Linked DNA regions of Homo sapiens: all the other regions are linked to region 1. The links are chromatin loops, found by intact Hi-C in ENCODE. Cell type or tissue: IMR-90. All regions are shown on one strand.

The links. Peaks named below come from ENCODE experiments on the same cell type or tissue, not always from the same donor. Only the 100,000 strongest peaks of a DNase experiment are listed, where the experiment ranks them.
Region 2: it touches region 1 in a loop (10-fold over the local background); 21 of 110 quality-filtered maps call a loop at or near these places.
Region 3: it touches region 1 in a loop (4-fold over the local background); 6 of 110 quality-filtered maps call a loop at or near these places.

What each region holds. Positions count from the first base shown.
Region 1 is chr3:73,503,692-73,511,691 of GRCh38, reverse strand. The region is part of intron 3 of PDZRN3 (PDZ domain containing ring finger 3); the gene reads left to right. Among named protein-coding and RNA genes, the nearest start is that of PDZRN3-AS1, 120 kb to the left of the region's middle. In IMR-90, a CTCF peak has its summit at 3,131 (motif pointing left); DNase peaks (open chromatin) are centred at 3,111 and 7,751; H3K4me3 peaks cover 315 bases; H3K27ac peaks cover 3,345 bases.
Region 2 is chr3:73,765,027-73,773,026 of GRCh38, reverse strand. No RefSeq gene overlaps it. Among named protein-coding and RNA genes, the nearest start is that of LINC02005, 40 kb to the left of the region's middle. In IMR-90, a CTCF peak has its summit at 4,236 (motif pointing right); a DNase peak (open chromatin) is centred at 6,256; H3K4me3 peaks cover 874 bases; H3K27ac peaks cover 1,504 bases.
Region 3 is chr3:73,864,431-73,872,430 of GRCh38, reverse strand. It overlaps LINC02005 (long intergenic non-protein coding RNA 2005), which reads right to left. Exons shown (of 4, transcript NR_146637.1): 3 at 2,470-2,655. Among named protein-coding and RNA genes, the nearest start is that of LINC02005, 59 kb to the right of the region's middle. In IMR-90, a CTCF peak has its summit at 3,544 (motif pointing left); no DNase peak of the experiment used is centred here; H3K27me3 peaks cover 163 bases.

The sequences.
Region 1 (8,000 bases):
TTACAACATGCCCCGCTTTGTCTGCTGGCGTGGTGGACGGTACTTTAGGGCAGTGAGAAATGCTGCCATTATCTGCCTCCATCCCCAGATCTGTTCCCCTCATTGGCTCCGGGTTGGGATTGTAGGGGGAGGCGTGCAGCAAATCATCTTCTCTAGGAGCAGTCAGAAAATAAGAAGGGAAAAGCTTGCCCCACAAAGAATGTCCAAATGCACAAGCAAAACCACATGTGAAATCCCACCACGTTCACCCCCTGGAAACCCAGCTCTAGAGGATGCAGACGGGGGGCCCAGCCGACACCCAGGGCTGGAGTAGAGGCGTTTTATAAAGGATGATCTTTTTTCTAGCATGGACAACAAAGGGCTAAGAGAGTCGTCCCGCTTCCTGCTTGGGCCTTTCTGTTTTTGGGTTGGCGGGAGCCTTCTTCAGTAGACTTCACTTTCCCTGATGGTGAGAGTGTCAGAGACCACGATGGGTTACAGGCTTGCTTAATTGTTTTTTACTGGGGGTAAGAGAGGGGTGAAAAATAGAGAAAAGCATGAAAGAGAAATGAAGTCACCATATTTCTGCCATAAAAAAGTAGCCACTGGTAACATTTTGCCGCCTCTGCCTTCAGTGTTTTGTTTTCTCCCTTTGTATATGTTAAAAGCGATATCTGAATATTTTTCCTTCATATTTTCATGTCAGAACTGTAGAGTATTTCAGTGGTCCCCCCAGCCACGGTTTCTCTGTCCAAGGTTTCAGCTGCTTGTGGTCAACCATGGTCTGAAAATAGATGAGTATAGTACCTATCATAAGGTATTTTGAGAAAGAGACCACATGCATATATAACTTTTATTACAGTATATTGTTTTAATTGGTCTATTTTATTGTTAATCTCTTACTGTGCCTGATCTATAAATTAAACTTTATCATATGTATTTATGTATAGGGAAAAAATGTTTGTAGGGTTAGGTACCATCTGTGGTTTCAGGCATGCATTTGGGCCCTGGGCAATATATCCCTAGAGGATAAGGGGGAGATGACTATGCATATATAATTAAAGCTGTCCTTGGATCTACCTCCTTGACTCCAAGCTCCAAACCAGCCTCCTCCCCACTGCAGGAGTCGATCTCTATGAATGTTATGTTTTCTTTCCTTCTGTATTTTGTGCTTATGTGGTCTTTTAAATTTCCTTCTGACTCAGGCCTCTTCACTGGCATAGAGCACATGCTTTATTTATTCCCCTATAACTGGATATTTAGACTGCAGCTTTTTTGCTTTTCCAAGCAATGGTGCTGCGAGCCTTCATAGACCTTTTTCCTTGTGCGTGTATATGTGCTAGTGTTTCTTCTCGGGTAGAGATCTAGAAATGGAGCCACCAGTTTCCAGGCAAGACCAGACGTAAAAGGTTGTACATAAGGAGCACTAGTTTTACATACCCATGAACTATATTTATTACGGTCGTGCTTGAGTTCTGGCTGAAGAATTACGTGACACAAAAATGGACAGAGTTAGCTACAGGAGGCAGAAAGCGTGCAGTAGGGATCCTGTTGAATCCTCAAGCTAAGTAGTTTACCAAGCTGGTTGCAAATCTATTTGGTATTTTCCTGATTATCAAAATACTTGCCACTGATAGGAAACATTTGTTTGAGGGCCTCTCCTCCTCCACCCCCAACCTCCAGTGTACGACAGATGAATCAGTCATGGTAGAAGAAACAAATGGCTTTCTGTTGTTACTGCTTCTTTAAAGATAATCCGTTGTTTTCAAAACATTTGCAACGATTGCTTTCAAGGAAAGGGTGGCTGGAGGCCTCAGCCCCTGATTTCCCCAGGTGGAAACATTTGCAGTGGGTTTTCAGGGAAGTCACAGAGAAGAGCCGCCCGCCCGTGCCAGGATTCAAGGCAGGAAGTTGTCTGTTTGGTATTTACTCAGGCGTCTTTGGGCAAGAATTGATTATTCAATCAGAGTTGAAAGTTACTGCTAGGAGTTGCTTAGGCAGTAAGAGAAGAGGCTGTTTTCCTTGGAAAGGCCTAAAAGCCTGAATCTCCAATTTAAAATTAAATTTTGCTGTGACTTTCCTGCAGGATCTCAGGTGAGAGATACTTCTTGCCCTCCAAGACTGAAAGCCTAGTTTGTCAGTACGTTAGTTGAGTACTGAGGGAACGCCCCTTTGAGCCATAGCACTGGGAGATCCAGAAGGGACATGAGCCACCATCTCTTTCAATGACCTTGTTTTTATAGAAGAGGAAACTGAGCCAGGGGAGATGAAATGATCAGCCTAGTGCCCACATGTTGGAGAAATTACAGGACAAACAGACAGAGGTCCAATTTCTGCACCTAAAGGGCTGAGACCGCATGGGTCTGCGTCCTCCTGGGTCCGCCCTTTCCTGTGCCTGTTGCATGGTAGATGCTTAGTGAGCGTGTTGCCCTGAGACCATCCCATCTCCAGATGGCTGGTTTCCAATGTGATTATGAGGGCAAAGTCACTTCCTCACGGGGGGCTTGGAAAGTAAAAAAGGAAAAGTCAAAACACATAAGAAATGGAAATAACAGAGTAAGCCTGTGTGTTTTAAAAACTACTATTTATATCTTGCCTCCTTCCACAAAGGATTTAAGGCAGCTTAGGAGAGTTAAACACCAACACCAGAGCCCTCACTACACAGTAAGTAACTAATTGCCACGTGAGGCTTACAGATAAATGCTGAGAGCCTGGGTGGGGGAAATTGTCTTTGCTGCTGCAGAGACGTTTTAGGCCTGTCTGGATAAACCATAGGCATAATATATAAATAGAACCTCAAAGGGACACTAGGGGCTCTGTTGCCAGAGGTTTATTTTTCTTTTTTGGTTTTTGTATGAGAGGGCCTTGGTTATGGCTAGGGAAGTGGACAGGGGAGAGAAAAAATATTTATTTTCCAATGTATCAATTTTGTGTGCCATACCCTGCCTTTTCACATATCTCTTTCAGAAAGTTCTCCACGTTTACATTTCTGGAGAAGTTAAAATGAAAGACCCTGTTTACATTTATAGTTAAAATTAAAAACAGGATTTACCTGGGAGCTAATACCCTCCAGTGACTTAAGGTTGGAAATTAAGGCTTCCTGGCTTATCTTTCTTAAGGATAGAAAACTGTTCACTCCTAAATCGCCCCCTAGTGGTCCCTTAAGTCACTGATAGTCTCCTGCCCGAGGAGCTGCACGGCAGGTCCCAGTTGGAGGCACCATCATCTGTTGCATTGCTCCAAGGTGAAATTGGCCATCACGATGACAGAATTCTGCAAGGAGAAACTTCGGTTGACTTTTCTTCTTTCACTCCCAGGGTTTTCCTTTATGTCTTCACTGCTGTTTCCAGATTTCTGAAGAACAGTGCAGGACTGAGTTTATGCACGAAGCTCTGAGGACCAAAGGTGGAGGGAGGTCTTCCTTGAAAATTACTTTGCTGAGGCCTTGCTCCTTGTTCAAGGCAACACTATGGGAGGGGTTGTATGGTGGTGGCTGCTGCTCAGCAAGGGTGTCCAGCATGTGCCGGGGAAGAGAGGTTTTTTGAAGTACATTTCTAGTCGATAGCCAAGCCTATTGTGAAGAGTGGGAACAGGGCTGGTAATAGCTGCATCTCTTTTTTTTTTGAGACCGTCTCAGTCACCCAGGCTGGAGTGCAATGGCACAATCTCGGCTCATTGCAACCTTCACCTCCTGAGTTCAAGCCATTCTCATGTGCCTCAGCCTCCCAAGTAGCTGGGTTTACAGGCACGTGCCACCATGCCTGGCTAATTTTTGTATTTTTAGTAGAAACGGGGTTTTACCATGTTGGCCAGGCTGGTCTGGAACTCCTGGCCTCAAATGATCGCCCACCTCGTCCTCCCAAAGTGCTGGGATTACAGGCGTGAGCCACTGCGCCCGGCCAGCTGCATCTCAGAATTTTTGTTAGCGAGTCTGACTTACAATTGCCAATACCTGAGAGTTCCTTTAGTATGCAGTTTTAGATCTCCACTAAGGCTTCATTTAAATACATCTTTTCTTTGCCAAGTGTTCAGCTGCCAGTAGTGATTTCTCATATGGCTGATTCTAATTAGACCTGACATTGTCAAACTCCATAACTTCTCCAAGTTACAGAAGTGATACAGTTTCATTTCTAAAAGCACTGGAAAGCTCAGAGTGAGAAGTAACCTGTCATCTCACAATACAGAAAAATACCTATGCCTTACGTGTGCTTCATGAGGGGGTGGTAGAAAATGAGAATGAAATGGCCGGGCACGGTGGCTCACGCCTGTAATCCCAGCACTTTGGGAGGCCAAGGCGGGCGGATCACCTGAGGTCAGGAGTTGAGACCAGCCTGGCCAACATGGTGAAACCCCATCTCTACTAAAAATACAAAAATTATCCAGGCATATGGTGGCAGGTGCCTGTAATCCCAGCTACTCGGGAGGCTGAGGGAGGAGAATCACTTGAACTCGGGAAGCAGAGGTTGCTGTGAACTGAGATCTCACCATTGCACTCCAGCTTGGGGGACAAGAGCGAGACTTCGTCTCAAAAAAAAAAATGAGAATGAAATCTATGCTTATATGTGTGCATAAATGTTTTTAAAAAGAGATCATTTTCTGAGTGTATTGTTGCCTACTTTTACTTTGCAGTGTTCCACAAACAATATTTTGTCATTAGGTAGTTTTTCAGCCTCAGGGCTTTTAATGGCTATGTAGTATTCAACCTATGCCTGTGCTGGCTGTGATGCAATTTACCTCACCTATTACTATGGTTATTTTTACCATTAAAAACAATGCTGGGTTGAAGTTTTTTTTGTTTTTTTGTTTTTTTTTTTTTTGAGACATGGTCACCTGGGCTGCTGGAGTACAGTGGCACAGTCATAGCTGATTGCATCCTCAACCTGGGCTCAAGCCATCCTCCTGCGTCAACCTCCCTAAGTACTGGGGTTACAGGCATGAGCCACCGTGCCTGAAGATAATTATATGTAAATCCTTCCATTAACTTATGTTTTCCTTAAGAAAAATTTCTAGAATTGGAATATTTGTGTCATCATTTTAGATATCTCTCCAGAAAAGTTGTGACTATTGCTTTCCCACAGATCATATTCGAGTAAGTCTTTTCCCTGCCCCTTCCATAATACAGGGTTATTTTCAACTTTGGCCATGTTGTTGAGTAAAAAGTGGCACTAGATTATTTGAGTAGCTGATTGTTATCTAGTTGGATTGAATTTTATTTTCTTTTTCATTAGCCAATTGTATTTCTTCTTTGGTGCAGTTGCTTATGTTCCCTGTTACTGGGCTGGGCTGTTTATCTTTTTTCTTATTGATGTAGAAAAGCTTTATTTGTATTAAAGATGTCAACCTTTTCATCTTTGTTGTACACATTTATTCCCTGAATATGGTTTGCCTTTTCCTGAGACTGGGAGATGCCAATCATTAATTATATGATCAGAAAACTGTTATCCTGCCCAGGCCCGACTTCAGAAACGGACGTTGCAAGATCAACCTGACCAGCCCTGGGGCCTGTGCTCTCTCAGCCCTGAGGTACCACCTGCACCCTGTTATTCTGCTTATGTTGATATTCAGACTTGAAATTGTTCTGAGGATATCTTGTGTATTTTATCTCAGTGCAGAGATAATGAGTTTCACATGGATGGAGGGGATCACAGTGGACACCATTTCCTTTATTTTTTTTCTACCTGCTCTCTACCTGCCCGTACCTGAGTTCCATGGTTTGTGGCTGTGTTGATTCATGGGAGTCTTAGGGGGGATACTTGTCATATTTAAATGAGTTCACTTGACCATCCAAAAGATGGTTGAGTGCCTCCTCTGTGCTTATTACAGAGGGATTGGTTGGAAAGTCGGTTGGGGGTCTCTAATCCAGCGCAATTTTATTTTTTGCCTCAAATTTTTAAATAGAGCTTATTTTTCCTCACACTGACTTTATGTGCTGTTTTTTTTTAAAAAAACAAGAGGACATATCAAATCACCTATAAACTGATGCAGTTTGAATATGTGTGCTCTTCTGATACCCAGTAAGTTTCTGATGATGAAAATAAATGACCTTTAATAAACAAGTTACTTAGTAATATGTATATTAAACAAATAGTAATTCGTATTGTAAGGTTCCAAGCTTCGAAGGCTTGACAAATTCAATAGAATATCATCCACAAGGTAGACAATTTGAAAAATCCTGATTTTCTGATAGGTCTACTGGTTTGTTAAATAAAATGTTTTTTTTAATTTGAATAACCAATTGATGTTTTGCAATTTTTGTTTGGGAGAGGTATTTTTGCATTATTATTTCTACCCAGTGTATTTGTAGTCTGATTCTGCTAAAACAATAACAAAAATCTTGATGGAGTAAAGATAGTTGGGTGAATTAAATTCTATGACTTTTAATTCTGTGCCTTGAATCCTGAAGCAAAGTCTATCTTTAAGGACTGGGGTTTTCTCAAAGGGCTCAATCAGAGGGTAATTTCATATCAGAAGTGCTCCCAAATGATTATTCGTGGGTAACCAGTTACATAAAATGTCATCGTGTATAAAAGTATAGTTTAGTTCTTAATTAAAAAGCAAAATCTTTGCCTTCAGCTTCGTAATCTCATACTCTCAAATTCCAAGCCACCTCCCATGGGTGTCACACTATCTTAGACTAGGAACGGGATTTGGCTATAAATAAAAAACTAGATAGAATATCATTTCCAAAGAGCCAAGGGCACTTGCTGGAGTTGCTACAGAGACTATCCTTTTCCTATCACAAGCACATTCATATGAAAACATTGTTGTTTTGCTTTTTCCATACTTACTTGGAGAGAATTTCCCAGGAAGCCTTTTTGTGTATTTCCCCACAGGTCAATCAATTATGTTGTTAATTAATATAATGAAAAATTAGATCATATACATGCACTTAAATGATACTAACGCAGTTATCTTTATATATACAAGCTAGTGACTTATGTGGGTATAAGACCTCCTTAATAAAAAGTGGTATACTTTGGAGATGGGAAAGTGGCTTGTGGTTGCAGGGAGGTGTTAAGTCACAGCATTATTTCACTTCTTGAAAATGAAGCCCTCAGAAAATGGAGTCATTACAAAATATGTCAGATCTGTAATCACCAACCAAATGATTTGTCAGAAGCAGCCCAGGTTAATAATGGCTGTCCAAGAAAGAGTGTTCAGATGCATGTCAGGGCCGAATTGAGTCCACTGGTGTGGCTGAGATGAGGAGTCCAGAAAAATAACATTCTCTGTTTGGAACCAGGAAGGTTGTCATGGAGATGAAAATCTTCCTGGTCCCATAAAAACCCTGCTTGTCATCTGACTTGAGCCCCGTATTTGCACAGGTGGTTCTCCTGAGAAGGGCTGAGTAAAAACAAATCTATTCTTCCTGAATGGCGCCTTTATGTGTCCAAGAGAATATGTTTCCTTTCTTCAGTCCCTCAATTAATGACCCATTATCAGCTAATTAAATCATGTAAATTTTATGTGAGTTCATTTGTTACACCACATGCTAACTAAGTCTATTCCTGTGTGTTTAACCATATAACTGTTTTAATTGTGAGAATGAGGTACATCAGGTGGGCATCTGGAGAGAATAATAAAGTACTCAAGAAAAGCAGACACACATACACAGCAGTGTAATATTAATTTCTGTTTATAAAGAAGGCAGAAATATGAATAAGTGAATGTCTAGCACATGCCCTGTGACTTCGGGATACTGTGTTCAACTCTATTCTCTACAGAAAAGGAGTCACATGGCTGGGTTTCTGTTTCGCTGAGTTACGTTTCAGATGCAGAAGTCGACTGCATGATACAAAAACACATCTGTTTAGGCTCTCCCCCTCCCCACTCTTGCTTTCTTTCCTATGTGTCAGAGAGCAGAACTTGATCTTTGTATACATTTTGTATAAAAGCCTTAATTCTAGGTTTAATTTCAGTTTGTGATACCTTTCTGCCCCAAAAAAGTTCAAAGCTTTTACCAAGTTTCTCAAGGCACGTTCATGGTTGCACTGAGAGAGTTGAGTTCAGACACAATAAAT
Region 2 (8,000 bases), 260 kb before region 1:
TGATTGCAGTTGTCTCCTTGCTTCTGACCATAAAATCTTGAAATTAAAGCAGAAAGGCCTGCAATACACCCTTGTCCCTGCCAAAGTGAGTTTGTCAAAACAACAGACAAAACAGAATTCAATTTGATCATCTCAAGAGAATGGAACTTAGAAATCCTTTGCCAAGAATATTTTCAGAGCAGGCCTTCAATCAGAAGGTGCCTTTTATCTTCAGAGACATCAGTAAGCTGACCTTAAGAAAATGTAGTTATATGCTCTCTAGCCTCAAATGTGTGGGAACCAGACATACGTCTCCATATGCCAGAATTTTTATTACAGAACTAACCCAAACCCCTCAAAGAGTATCGTAAATTCACAGTAACATGTCCATTGAGACTTTTACCCAGTAAATGTGTGGGAAAATACAAATACTGTCTAGGCCAATGTTCACCACACAACATCCAAGAGACCATTAGTGACCCAGCCAAGAGTCTTCAATTGGCTTTCCCTGTAGTCTTTCCTTGACTTTTTACATTTATTAAACCAACTCCACATATAGAAAGTTTGCACGAAGAGAGCAACTTTGTGAGAAAGAACAGAACCCCACAAATCTACAGGGTGTCTATGTTAAAGAAATAATAAAATCCATGAACTCAGACAGCTGAAAAAAATGACTGCACTAATTTTGGAAACCATATCTATTCATCCTTAAGGCACTTAACCCTGAAATATATGCCAAGAAGTGGCCATCTGATAAATAGTACCATGGAAATGGCCAGTAAACATATGGAAAGTTTCTTAACATCACTAGTCATCAGGGAAATGCAAATTAAAATCACAACAGGATAGCCCTGTACCCTCCAGAATGGCTAAAGTTAAAAAGATTCACCATACCAAATGTTGTGCAGGATGTGGAGAAACTGAAACTTTCAAAAGCTGTAGGTGGAAACTTAAATTGGTATAATAATTTTGGAAAACTACTGGGCATTATCTACTAAAGTTGAACAGTGTATGCACTATGACCTAGCAATTCCACTCCTAGGTATATGTTCAACAAGTTTTATCACACATACACCAAGAAACATGTATGAGAATGTCCTTAGCAATAAATTTATAATTTCCATAAGCTAAAAGTAATCAAACATCCATTAACTATAAAAGAGATTATTCCTTTTATACAAAGGTCGAAACCAGGTACAAACAAAACTATGCTGTTAGAAGTCAAGGTGGTGGTGGCCGGGCCCGGTGGCTCATGCCTGTAATCCCAGCACTTTGGGAGGCCGAGGCGAGTGGATCACGAGGTCAGTTCAAGACCAGCCTGGCCAACATGGTAAAACCCCGTCTCTACTAAAAATACAAAAATTAGCTGGGTATGGTGGCACATGCCTGTAATCCCAGCTACTTGGAGGCTGAGGCAGGAGAATTGCTTGAACCGGGACCCGGGAGGCGGAGGTAGCAGTGAGAGAGATAGCACCACTGCACTCCAGCCTGGGCTAGAGAGCAAGACTCCCATCTCAAAAAAAAAAAAAAAAAGGTCAGGATTGTGGTTACCCCTGAGGAGGAAGGAAGGGTATTGATTGGAAGGGGGCCATAGAGAATCTTCTGCAGTGCCCAGAGCATTCTACATCTTTAATCTCAGTGGCAGTTATAAGGTATTCTTTTTAAGATAAAATTATTGTGCTTTACATTTATGTATTAGACACTTTTTTGTATATGTCCGCTTCAAAATAAAGAGTTTTTCAAAAATCGTACTGCAAGCCATTGGCATAAATATATTTCTAGGCCTCAATTGGAAGAGAACCATAGTGGGTAAATTCAGGGACTCTACAGTCAGTCCAGGATTTGTTACTCCTTGGCCTCAGTTTCCTCATATGTAAAATAGACCTAAGAATTCCCACCTCAGAGGATTACCCTGGGCTTTCCTTTTGTCAGCCCTCTTCTTCCAGTACCTTTAACCTGGATAATTCCTACTAGTCTTTATGATGCAAGTGTAGATGTCACTTGGTGTAGGAAGGCAGTAATTCCTGCACACTGATGAGATCACACCCAGTCTTTTCCATGTCACAGTGGGCATCATCAGGGTACCTACTTTTAACAACAGAAAGTGACTCAGATCCAAAAGAAAAGGAGTTATGAAATGAGTAATGAGGGCCCTAGCATCTCTGGAAAGGCTGAAGAAATCACCAGAAAAAAAAAAACATCTAAAACCATGCTTCTGAGAGATTCTGATGAGGAAATTGCCTCACCCGTCACAGTCACCATCAGAAAAATTAAATGCCTGCTCCATTCCTTGAGGTACCAGGCCCCTACTCAAAGTCTAGCAAGATGCCGTCTGATTGGCAAAACCTGTGTCACATGCCTGTGACATAGCTGCAAGGGATGCTAGGAGAAAATACTCAGTATTTTTAGCTTTTATAGTTGGAGGAGGTCTTTGCCCCCACCTCAGAATGATAAGAAAAGGGATTTCTCAGTATAGAAAGGTAATCAAATGCTGAGTGGCCAAGATGAATTGCAAAAGTTAAACAAACCATGTTGTAATCTCTAGTTTACTTGTCTGCTTTCCTCAGTAGACAGCAATTATTCATGAGACAAGGAACCATATCTAATTTGGTACCATTTCGTCTTTGCACTCAGCACAATGACTGACACAGATCAGGCCCTGAGTAAATATTGTTAAACAAATGAATCACTAATATAATAGTTATAAAATATTCAGCATAGTACCTGGCATACAAAAAAGGTTCATTAATGATATACAGTATATATAAGATGAAGCAATGCATTCTCTGTAGTCAGGGAACATTTCTCCTTCTATTTTGTGTCCCTAGCACCATATCAGACAGTATGTATTCAACAATGTTTGTTGAATGAATAGTTGAATCAAAGAATGAGTGAGTATGCATCATTGTAATTAATCCCTAGTAGGGTATATCCAAAGAACTGCTTAGATCGAAGACTGATGAATGCTTGAAGGTTGAGCAATGACCCATTGAGGCAGCTGGATCCTGCAGGAAGGGGAACCCTGGGAGTGGAGAAGTTTGATGATGGGATGGGCTTCCTACCAACTGTCACTACAAGTCCACTGAAGCCCATATCTGCATATATAATCTATATATGAACCAGACATAATACAAATGCTTCTTTTCTCTTGTTCATCTACTTCTGAAGGTTCATATTGCTTCTCTTACTCCCAGTACCCTACCCATGTAGAAACAGAGGAATATTCAATGTGATTCTTACTATAAAATCACTAGACGAAGTGTAGCTCCTTCTGAAGAAAGCCCAACTAATAGTATGTCAAAATCCCATGTCCCATTTTGCTTTTTGAAAACTCATGGCTGAGCAAGATGGGAGCATGACTTCTAATTTCTGACAGATACTATTAATGTATCCCAGTTTGTTGTAACTGTAGCTCTCTTAAAAATTTCTTTGGAAGCCATCATTCTCAGCAAACTAACACAGGAACAGAAAACCAAACACCACATGTTCTCACTTATAAGTGAGAGCTGAACAATGAAAACACATGGACACACTGAGGGGAACAACACATACCGGGACCTGTAGGCAGCGGGGTGAGGGAAGGGAGAGCATCAGGACAAATAGCTAATGCATGTGGGGCTTAATACCTAGGTGACGGGTTGATAGGTGCAGCAAACCACCATGGCACATGTTTACCTACGTAACAAACCGCCACGTTCTGCACATGTATCCCAGAACTTAAAGTAAAATTTAAAAATTAAAAAGACTTCTTTAAATGAGGAGTATCTGACTCAGTGCAATCACAAAATCCCAAAGTTTGGCCCAACTGCGTGTCTTCAGGTGCACCCTTCAACACAAATCTAAAAATAGATTTGATCCAGACAGGAAGGAACTCTACAGATTGTATCAGGCTCCATGATTATATGTAGTCCCATCAGAATACAGCATAATGCAATCATTTGTCAGGAGATAGAACGTGAATCAGAGGAAAGCCAACTAAAAATGTTATCAGATTGTTTCAGCAGGCAAGCTAGGCTAAATGAGGAGAAGGAGTTGAAAAACTCCAGATGGTTGGATTTCAAAAATTTCAAAAAAGCAAATTTTGAAGCATGATAATGTTTTCTTTTTCAAATTTAAAATAATTTTGGAACTATTTTTAATGCGTAAGTTTAAGTAATGGTAAATTAAAAGGCTCGGTTAACTATGATTGCCCAGTTTCTGGAATTTTTAACATTCTGAAATACCAGTTAACTGTGACTGATCACCAGAAGATGTCAGCATTACCTCCACCATTTTAATCATCTGCCAACTCAGAGGCTATCAACATTTGAAAGTTAACAATCACAAATTGCATAGCAGCTGCCCAATTTGTTGGCTGTTGTAACCTTTCTTTTATGATGCAGTTCTTCTCTTTTAGAAGAGATCCATTTAGCCAATATACCCTTTAAGTCTTTGCACAATACTAAAGCTGTATTAGCAGTGTGCCAGCTTCCCTCTTTTTATTTCTTTCTATTGGCTTTTATACGAGCAAATCTTTGCATGTCTAATTGTATGGAGACAATTAGCTGTTCTATGAAATGTTGTCTCCTCCTATCTTGCATGTGCAACCACTTACATACAAATGTACTCACAGGTACCAAAGCACTGCCCATGGGAACAGAAAGGTCAGAGGATTTATTTTAAACAGATTGTCATTCACATCCCAATTCTATTACTGAACTTCACTGAGCCACGTTCGGTTGTTATTCCATTTCATTTTGGTTTGGCTTGTTTTGGTATACAAAGATGAAATTACTAGAGTTAGTAATATCTGCCCAGCAGGATTATTGCCGTAAGTATATACACTAGTTGGATTCAGTAAATATTTCCTGAGCCCCTACTATGTGCCAAGCATTGTGTCAAGCACAGAGAATCAGTGCCTGAAGAAGGACACAGTCTAGAGCTGTGCTTTCCAATAGAGTATTTACTAGCCACATGCAGCCATTTGAATTTAAATTAATTAAAATTTAAATTAAAAATTCAGTTCCTCAGGTGCACTGTCACATTTCAAGTGCTTGATAGCCATAGGTGAGTAGTGGCTATGACTGTACAGATTTGGAACATTTGGATATGTAGATACAGAACATTTCCATTATTGCAGAAAGTCCTATTGGATAGCACTGATCTAAAAGCGAAATGGACTCAGGAGTTTACCACCCATTTGAAAAGTGCTATCAGAGACGAATATATAAACAGATCAAACAAACTGGGGAGGATAAACTCTTTCCAGTGGTGTCAAAGAAAGTCTACACTAAATACAGATATATATAAGAGTTTAATGGAAGCCTTTACACAAAAGATGATAAAAAGTAGTCTGAGGAGTGTCAAGATGTTTTCAGGAAGACTTAAGGGGAGGAAGAAAGGGTCCACTTTTGATCATGTGTAAACATATTAAGAAAGACAAAAAAAACAACAAGGTATTTAGGAAATGTGAGCTGTTTTACGTTGTGGAAGGATAAAGACTGAGGATTGAGGAAGGTTACATGGAAGGAGATGAAACTAAGAAGAGAGAATCACAAACTAGATTTTGAGTGTATACAGCAGACAGTCAATATGGGTCAGCTCTTCTTTTCCTAGTGTAAGAGAAAAGTGACCCTTCTTATGCCTAAACACAGGGAGAGGGAGCAGAGAGAATGATTCTTTTCACAACTTTCCATAACTGTATCTGAGTGGAAAATGAAACTAAGTACCTTCCAGAACAAGGCTACTTTCCTCACACAGACCTCAGACTGTGAGAACAACCCACCAGCCATGTCCCCAGTAACACAGCTTCCCCCTCCAGCCCCCCGTGGACACGTTACCCCCAAATGAGTGAGGAACGCCTTCTGCCAAGGTTAGAACATATTCAAGCCTCATGAATCCTGTGCTTTGAACCAATCTCCAACTTTTTGTGGTTAGTTAGTTCATAGTCGGCTGGCAAAATGTGACTTCCTGGTTCTAAGATAAAAGACTTGGCGAAGGAGGGTGGAGGGGACTAAAAAAACTTACTTGACATCAAATGGCTCTTGCAAAATAAAACTTTGATGAGCAAAGCACAAATGAATCCTAATCATCCCGATTACATTTCTGAAAATGTCCACACTTTCAAAATTTCAGAAGGAGGAGGTTTGGTGGAAATGTGTTTGGGATTTCTCTAGCCTGAAAACATTTGGGAAAGAGTTGGAGGCATACGCTGACTTGCAGCCACAGCTGGGATTACAAGGGCCTTTTTCAGAGGAGAAAAAAGAGAAAGGAGAAAAAAAAAAAAAAGCCCTGTTGTAATAGATGTTCCAAGAATTGCTGGTCTTTCATAAGAGGTGAGGTGGGGATGGTGGGGGAGGAATCCAGCTGAGCTCTTCATATGGTTTTATTTAAGCTTGAATAGAGATAATCAGCTCTGCTGTTTATTTCCATACCAAATGCTCTGGGGCCAGAATTCTGTCACATTCTTAACCCAGATAATTTTAGCAGCCATCTTTCTGAAATAGAAAACGTACTCAAGACTCTTCCTGGTAAAGAGTTACCAAGAGAATCTAGAAGAGTCCATCCAGGACTCTGACAAGCAAAAGAGTTCTCCTACTCCCTCCCTCCTGGGTGGCCAATTATTTGTGTGACAACACTTCATACTTTCCATGTGATGCCATTTGACAAAGGAGAACCCTCATTAGTCACAATGCACACCCACTTGATACTCAATCTCTATCTCTTTATCAGCCCTCTTAGAAAGGGAAGCTGGCACCAAGGGTCAAGTCCAAATCCTCGTTTTAATGGTGATGCAATAGGGCGTGGTTTTTAAAAATCAAGTTTCGGCATTAAACAACTCTCTTTAGAAATGCTAGCTTGGCAACTTAGATACATTGCTTGACTCCTTTTAGCTTCCATTTCCTCATCTGAAAAAAACAGGAAATTTCAGGTCTACCCCACCGGGTCATTTTGAAATTATGTGAGCTACGTCACCTGGGTGCCTAGCACAGAGCTTGGCACACACAGGAAGTGTTCCATTGTGGTGCTAGGTATGGATTTTGTCATTACAGTGTCACACAAGGTGATGACTATATTGCCAAGCCAGAAGGGATGATTATTCTACTCTCACATTTTCAGTTTCCTTAAGTACAAATGGTATATCCAGGCTTTCTCTTGCCTGATTGCTCTGGCTGAGACTTCCAGTCCCATGTTGAATAGGTTTGGTTGCATGTAGATGTTCATTGCAGCACTATTCACAAATAGCAAAGACATGGAATCCACCTGAATGCCCATTAATGGCAGCCTGGATAAAGAAAACCTGTTACATATACACCATGGAAAGCTATGCAGCCATAAAAAAGAACATGTCCTTTGCAGCAACAAGGATGGAGCTAGAGGCTATAATGCTAAGCAAACTTTTGTTTTCATTGTGGTCAGAACATTTAACATGAGATCTACACTTTTAACACATTTTTTAGTGTAGAATATTGTTAACTACAGGCACAATGTTGTATGGCAGATCTCTAGAACTTATTCATCATGCATAACTGAAATTTTATGCCCACTGAATAGCAAACACCCCCCATTTCCCAATTTCTCCAACCACTGGCAACCACCATTCTACACTTGGCTTCTGTGTTTGACTATTTTAAATACCTCATGTAAGTGGTATCATGCAGTATTTGTCCTCCTGTGACTAACTTTTTAAACGTAGCATAATGTCCTCAAGCTTCATCCATATTGTCACATATGGCAGAATTTCCTTCTTTTCTAAGGATGAATTATATTCCATTGTGCGTGTATACCACATTTTCTTTATGTATCCATCCATAGATGAACATTGAAATTGTTTCTTCATCTTGGTGACTGTGAATAGTGCTGCAATGAATATAAGAGTGCTAATATCTCTTTGAGATACTAATTGAACATTTTTGGATAAATATATGGAAGTGGGATACTGGACCACATGGTATTTCTATTTTTAATTTTTTGAAGAACCTCCATACCATTTTCCATAGTTGCTGCCCCATTTTACATTCTCACCAACAAATTTCTCCACG
Region 3 (8,000 bases), 360 kb before region 1:
ATTAATATGTGTATTAGTCCATTTTCACACTGCTATAAAGATACTACCTGAAACTGGGTAACTTATAAACAAAAGAGGTTGAATTGACTCATAGCTTCACATGGCTGGAGAGGCCTCAGGAAAGTTCTAATCATGGCAGAAGGTGAAGGGGAAGCAAGGCACATCTTACATGGCAGCAGGAGAGAGAGTGCAGGGCAAACTGCCACTTTTAAACCATCAGATCTTGTAAGAACTCCCTCACTGTCATAAAAACAGCATGGGAAAAACTGCCGCCATGATCTAATCACCTCCCACCAGATCCTTCCCTCAACACTTGGGGATTACAATTCAAGATGAGATTTGGGTGGGGACACAGAGCCAATATCAACCATATCAACGTGTTTCTCTATTCTTTGTATTTTCTATAAATTGTGGCTGGATCTAAAGCTTGATGAGATTCAGGATCAATCCTTTTGACAAGCTACATCATAGGTAGTGTATTCTTCCACCAAAAAGGACATAATGTCTGGCTTTTATTCTTCCCAAATTTCGTTTTTAACATTAATGTTCTGTGTAAGTACTTGACTTCAAAGAACTTCAAAGTATCTTATGGGCACATAAAATACATACATATATATATATATAACAATATCAAATAAGTGGTTTCCTTATTCTTACAGTGTTTTTTGAGTGACTTCTCTGCTAGGCATTGAATTAGGTATGTGGTATATCGAGATGAAAAAGCCAGAGGCTCTACCGTCAAGGAGTTGTCTTGTGGTAAGTGTTTCACTGATGCCATGTAGCACAGCCAGTCAAATAACGAACCTGGCTTGTAGTGAACCAGGGAAGCTGCACCCGGCAAGAAGGAAATAGAATGATAAACATTCATAGGAAATAGAGATCAGGTTCTCTTGCTCTGGGACAAGGATGCTTTGTAGAATTATGATGTCAGTTGGACTCAAGACAATGGGAAAGACTTAGAGAGATGAGGTCAATCATCTCTGTAGATTCCAATGAGGAGGAATCCTATGAGCTGCAGTACCAGTGCAGAGGGGCATAAGATGTGTGCATGGCCAGGAAGATGAGCAGCTGGGTGAAGCAGAGGGGCTGTTTAAGGGTTATCATGGGCAGACCTATCATTTTAGGCAATCCCATTTATAAAATCTCCAGAGTCAGACAATCCTTTGGTAACCATCTAGTTGAGTAACAACAACAACAACAAAAACAATGATATCAAGCACATTTTTATTATTTTATTGAGTCTTCATAGGAATATCATTGGGTAAGCGTTATTAGTCTCCATTGTACAGCTGAGAGAAAGGAGTTCCAAAACTCTTCATTCTCCCTCTACTCAAGTTTACCCAAGTTGTAAATGCCAAGGCAAGGATCTGAACTCAGGTCTGTGCTACGATTCATTTATATGGGCACAGATTTCCCCTGAAAGAATACCATGTTGACCCAATCTCTCATGAAGGATCTCTCATGTTGGGGGTTGTTCAGGATTCCACATCCCAGGAGGGGCTACCACATTTCTTCTTCAGATACTTATTTCTGCCCCTAATCATTTAGACGACTTTAAAAAAATGTTTTTTCAAGAGAAGAACAATATGGTAAAATAGCAAGCTTGAGAAAAGAGGAGTAAAGCAAATGAATTGTCATTCTGGTCAATACAGTTGCTCTGATATAAAATCTGTCTCTAGGCACCAAGAAAAAAAGGAAATAGAAATAAGAAGTAGAGAAGAAACTCATATTTATTGAGACTGTCTGCACCTGGCACTGTCCTGGCACTAATTAACATAATTCATATAATGTCAAAACATCCCTGTGAGGTAGCTGAGAGATGATAGTTTTTTTTAACTTTTAAGTCCAGGATACATGTACAGGCTTGTTATATAGGTAAGCTTGTGTCACAGCAGTTTGTTGTACAGGTTATTTTATCACCCACCCAGGCATTAAGCCTAGTACCCATTAGTTATTTTTCCTGATGCTTTCCCTCCTCCCACCTTCCACCCTCTGATAGGACCCAGTGTGTGCTGTTCCCCTCTATACGTCCATGTGTTTTCAGAGAGATAATAGATTTTTTAAAGACAAAGTTCCTACATGTAGACCAAAAGAAATTTCTCACGTAGGAGGATATTGAGTTATATAAGAGCCAATGCTACAGTATCAGCAAAAACTTTGAAAATAGCACACACAGGGACACCGCTACCAGTTAATACCCAAATCGCCATCCTCAGCCACCTTTGCCTGTTAATACCCACATATTGGCAAACTCATGTGAATGAAATGATCCCACTGTGCAATTTTAGTCTGTCCAAGATTTATATGGGTTCAGACTGAGGTGAGTAGCAAAAACTAGAAAGAGCCAAGAAAACTGGTAAGCAGAAATAATAAGCAGAACAACAATAATTATAATACATGAAGACAAGCAGGTAGTCATCTGAAAAATAGAGTGGAGAGTGTAGAGTAAAATAAGGAAAAAATGCAAACCTGTATAACTTGAACTTCAAAGGCAGATTGGTAAGGCCAACTTCTCCACAGCAGACAGCTTCAAGAGAATGGATTTCTCTGGTTCAAAGTTGGATTCTGAAAGAAAGTTTTCCCCACAGATATTTTTCCTCAGTCCAGTCAGTTTAGCCTCAGTAGCATCTGGTGGTAGGAGAACCATGGGGTATCCTATAGAGACAGAGAGGATGATTTGATTATTCCCATAATAATATTCATACACAAGAATGATATGGCTAGATGTTAAATTGAGGGGGGAGGCCGGGCGCAGCGGCTCACACCTGTAATCCCAGCACTTTGGGAGGCCGAGGCCGGCGGATCACGAGGTCAAGGGATAGAGACCACCACCCTGGCTAACACGGTGAAACCCGGTCTCTGCTAAAAATACAAAAAATTAGCCAGGCATGGTGACACACGCCTGTTGTCCCAGCAACTTTGGAGGCTGAGGCAGGAGAATCGTGTGAACCTGGGAGGTGGAAGTTGCAGCGAGCCAAGATTGCACCACTGCACTCCAGCCTGGGCAACAGAGCCAGATTCCATCTCAAAAAGAAAAAAAAAAAAAGTTGAAGTGGAGGGGAATGTCCATTAAAATATCTAGTTCAAAGTGTCTCAAATTAAAGTATTTCCCAAACAAGCTGAAAATAACATTTGTTAAATGAAATTAAATATTTGTATTGAATTTGACCATTCCTTAAACGCTACTAAACTCAACATTTCCTGTGGTCAGACCATGCAGATCTCCTCTTATGATAAACGGTAATTGCCAAACGATTATAGGTAAATATTCCCCTGTCATTTCTTTTGAGAGGGAACCTACTAGGTTAATGTGAACTGGGCTAAAAATATTGATTCCAGAAATGAGTATGAAATGTTGTGATTTCCAATTATTCTAAGAAATTGGTCTTTGAAATCCTGAATTATGAAAGGATAAAGTGGCTCCACTTTAATCTGTGAAACAGGACTCTATTTAGACTCCATAGTCAAGTTCCTAGGAAAAAACTTTAGACAGGAATAATGGTTGGCATCTAATGTTGTTGACTGGTGCCCTCCAGTGGCAAAACTTCATGGAGTGTTCAATCCAGTAAAATTCAAAGTGTCTTCTGTTTCAATTCTCAGGCCTTTTGAACATATGAGCCCAAACTTTTTAAGAGCCCAATAGTTGGGAATAAAACCACAAAGGCTTTAGACTGTACTTGGTTTTACACTGTATGGTCATAAAATGCTAGAGAAAAAGGTTGTTTGCCTTTAAAGTAAGGCTGGAAAAAGACCGAGAGCCACAGGAGATTATAATGACTTGGCAGGAAGATATTGGGCAGGCATTTTAGAATCTTCAGGCTGTATCCTCACCCTTTCCCTGTTGTATCAAACTCCTTTATGGTATTATTTCCTGTTTAGCTGGAAGGAATGACATATCCCCAAATGCGCAGGTCCTGGGCATTGAGGAGATGCCAGTTATCCTGCCTGTTAATATGAATGTGCCCTGAGGATACTGATGTTTTTCACATGACAAATGTCTAGCTTTGGATGTCCTAGTCATACTGTGGGTCATTTATTTTCTTTCTTATTTTAAAGTCTTTTCTTTGGAAGGCCAAGGCAGGTGGATGACTTGAGGCCAGGAGTTCAAGACCAGCCTGGGTAACATGGTGGCCCAGCTATTTAGGAGGCTGAAGCAGGAGAATGGCCTGTACCCAGGAGGTGGAGGTTGCAATGAGCTGAGATCACGCCACTGCACTCCAGCCTGGGCAACAGAGTGACACGCTGCCTCAAATAATAATAATAATAATAATAATAATAATAAAAGTCTTATCTTGACCTCCTCAGGATGCTGTGTCCCTGGGCCCTCTCTGTTTCCTTTCTGATCTCCTACATTGCTTTCCCCCACCTCCCACCGGGGTCTTCCTTTTAGCATCCATCCATGTCCTCACTTCCCTTTGGGTCTGAAGGGGAAGACAAACCTGTCAGCCATCAAGAGAGGACCAGACTCCCTCTAAATTCTTGAGGATCTTGATATATTAAAATATAAAGAAATGCCAAGTTATATTTAGTGGTATATTTTGTTTCTGAAATTGGAGTCTGTTTTCCTGTTAATAATTTTGACACAAATGCAATATAATTGTCTTATTTGTAAGATGATTACAGAGACTATTTTTAAAAATCTAGCTCTAAGTGTACTAAGAGAAGGGTGCTCCAGAACTAGGTCACAGGTATGAAAGTATATGATGACGTCATTCTTCTTCAATCCTGTCAATACATCTCTCTGACAATAAGTATGAATTTGTAGAGAAAATATGATAGCATTAAAATGCAGTTGCGGCTAGGCACGGTGGCTCACACCTGCAGTCCCAGCCCTTTGTGAGGTGCAGTGGGCAGATCACTTGATCTCAGGAGTTTGAGACCAGCTTGGGCAACATGGCAAAACCCCATCTCTACCAAAAATACAAAAAATTAGCTGGCATGGTGGCACATATCTGTGGTCCCAGCTACTCAGGAGGCTAAGGTGGGAGGATCACTTGAGCTGGGAAGGCAGAGGTTGCAGTGAGCCGAGATCACACCATTGCACTCCAGCCTGGGCAACAGAGTAAGACTCCATCGCAAAGAAAAAAAAATGTAATCGCCTACTGGGTTCATCTTCCTGCCCACTGCATGGACAAATTGATTAACTGAGACTGCAAGCATTGCAGTAAAGAGTTTAATTGACACGAGGCTGGCCACATGGACATAGTTACCACTCAAATCAGTCTCCCGGAAGGCTTGGAGATTAGGGTTTTTGCAAGCATAATGTGGTAGGCAGGGGGCTAGGGAATGGGGAATGTTGATTGGTTGGGATGAAATCACAGGGATGTGGAAAATGTTCCCTGTGCACTGAGTCAGCCTGTGTGGGGATCACAGGACCAGTTGGGTCATGAGTTGCCAGTCTTGGTGAAGTCAGCTGCTTGTCAGAAATGCAAAAGTCTGAAAAGAAATCTCAAAAGGCAAATCATGGGTTCTACAATAGTGATGTAACCTACAGGAGAAATTAGGGAAGTCACAAATCTCATGACTTCCAAACGGTAGCTCATTATCACTTAACTATACCAACATCTTAACAGAACTCAGGTCCCTCTCATAATTCTAACCTTGTGAATTTTCATTGGTTTTACAAAGGCAGTTTAGTTTGGGGAAGAGCTATTATCATTCTTGCTTTAAGGATAAACTATAAATTAAATTCATCCCAAAGTTAGCTTGGCATATACCCAGGAATGACTAAAGGACAGCTTAAAGTTCAGAAGCAAGATGCAGTCAACTATGTCAGATTTCTCTTACTGTCATAATTTTGCAAAGGCGCTTTCAAAAAGTCTAAAATTATATATCAATAGTCTAAGCCCTTCCTGAATGTGAACTGTGGCCCAAAGGGTGGCTCAACTTGCTCTGGGAGAGTGAGTAAGAAGTAGGTATATCTATGTGACTAAACAAGGAAGCCAGTTTGGGCACAGAAATGTGTTGGTATTGAGGAAAGTATTTCAATTAGGACAGATAGTTAGAAGTCTCTTAGTAATATCCAACCACAGAACCCACAGTTAATTCAGATTCAAAGTGCACAAATTTTAACTGCACAAAAAGAATGTGAGTCTCCTCATCCCTGCATCACAGATTTGGGGAGAGCATGTATCATTACAGTGAAAATAATCACCTGGGACTGGAGCCGATGGTTAAGGACCTTTGTTTTCAGATGCTCACATCCACTAGAGATAGTTTATATTCTAATGATTTTATCAACTCTTCCTAATATTTTATACCATCTAGAGGAAATAGGAAAAGCTAATTATAGCTTACCTTCATTATCCTTGTCATCATAGTTAAACTACTCCAGTCTGTGTTTGCAGATTGACATAGGCAAGCAGACTTTTGAGTGTGAATCAGAACAACTATTTTAGGAAATAACGTTACTATTCTCTGTACCAGTTATCTCCCTTCCTTCTCAGAGCCCTCTGAGAAAGGATGGGGGTCATTCTCACTCAGCCTAGGTCACACAGCTGCCTAGAAGATGTGAGTTTCTTGACTCCCAATCTCATTATCTTTCCATTTTGCCAACTTAAGAGTTAAATAATAACGACTCTCCTGTTGCTAAAATGTTACACATAATCCCTCTCCATTACTGCAATATTTTAACTAGAATCTACCCCTTCATGGATTTTCTTGCTAAGTAATGCTTGAAGAGAAATGTTCAAAGTCAGTACTCCAACACTAAGGAATCAAGACAGAAAAGCAATGGTACAGTTCAGAAAGATCAAAGTTTGGGGAGGTCATTATGGGAATTTATTTCATTTTGAAAGAATACAGGCAAATGCTTGTATTTAGGGTGTGAACTAATTGGCGATATGCATATAGTGGCATAATTTAACATCTCTTTCTATTCAGTCAGTGATTCTTAGCCTGTTTTGGATCACAGACACCTTTGAGGAGTTATAGAAAGCCATAGACCCTTTCCTCCCCACTTCACCCCTGACCCAAATCACATAGGCACTAAAGGTTGTATTCAGTTCCAGGGGATTCACTGACCTAGTTTTAGAATCCTTATTCTAGATACATGGCTCCCGACTGTACAATGTTTCCCTTGGGGGACATTTAGAATGTCTGAAATATTTTTGGTCTTCACAACTGGGAAGGCACTACTCACATCAAATAGACAGTTGTCAAAGACATCTGCTAAATAGCCTATCATGAGTTGTGCTGCCCCCTTAACCAAATACGTTTTTGTTCAAAGTCTCTGAAGTGCCAAGGTTGAAAACACCTGCTACGAATCTGCACTGTCCAATACAGTAGCCAGGAGCTACACAGAGCTCTTGAAATTGTGGCTAGACTGAATTGAGATGTACTAGAAGTACAAAATACACACCAGATTTCAAAAACTTCATACATAGCTGTAAGATATTGCGTTAATGATGTTTTGTATTGACTACATGTTGAAATAATATTTCAAATTTACTTGGCTAAAGAAAATGTATTAACATAAAGTTCATCTGTTTCTTTATACTTTTTGTAATGTGGCTACCAGAAAATTTAAAATTACATATTTGTCCATAGCTGTGGATACATTTCATTGGATAGACATGCTCTCGATGCTTTATAAAATTGAACTATTGAAAACTAATTAAGATTCTGATTCTAAAGCAAGGGTGAGCAAACTAAAGCTAAAACTCATCCACTAGGTGTTTTTGTAAGTAAAGTTTTATTGGAACACAGTCACACACATTTGTTTGCCTATTGTTAATGGCTGCTCTCACAAAAGCAGAGCTGAGTAGTTGTGACAAATACTGTATGGCCAGAAAACTCTAAAATATTTATGATCTGGCTTTTTACAGAAAACATTTGCCAATCCCAGATCCAAGGTCATGTCCACTACAGGGGCGGGATAAAAACTTTGCCATCCTGACAGTAGTAATATTTCCATATTTAAAGTAAGTAAATTTGGGACATTTGAAGAAGAGCTGGCTGAAAGGATGGAAGGCAGGTGTAACAGAACACACTAATTGGCT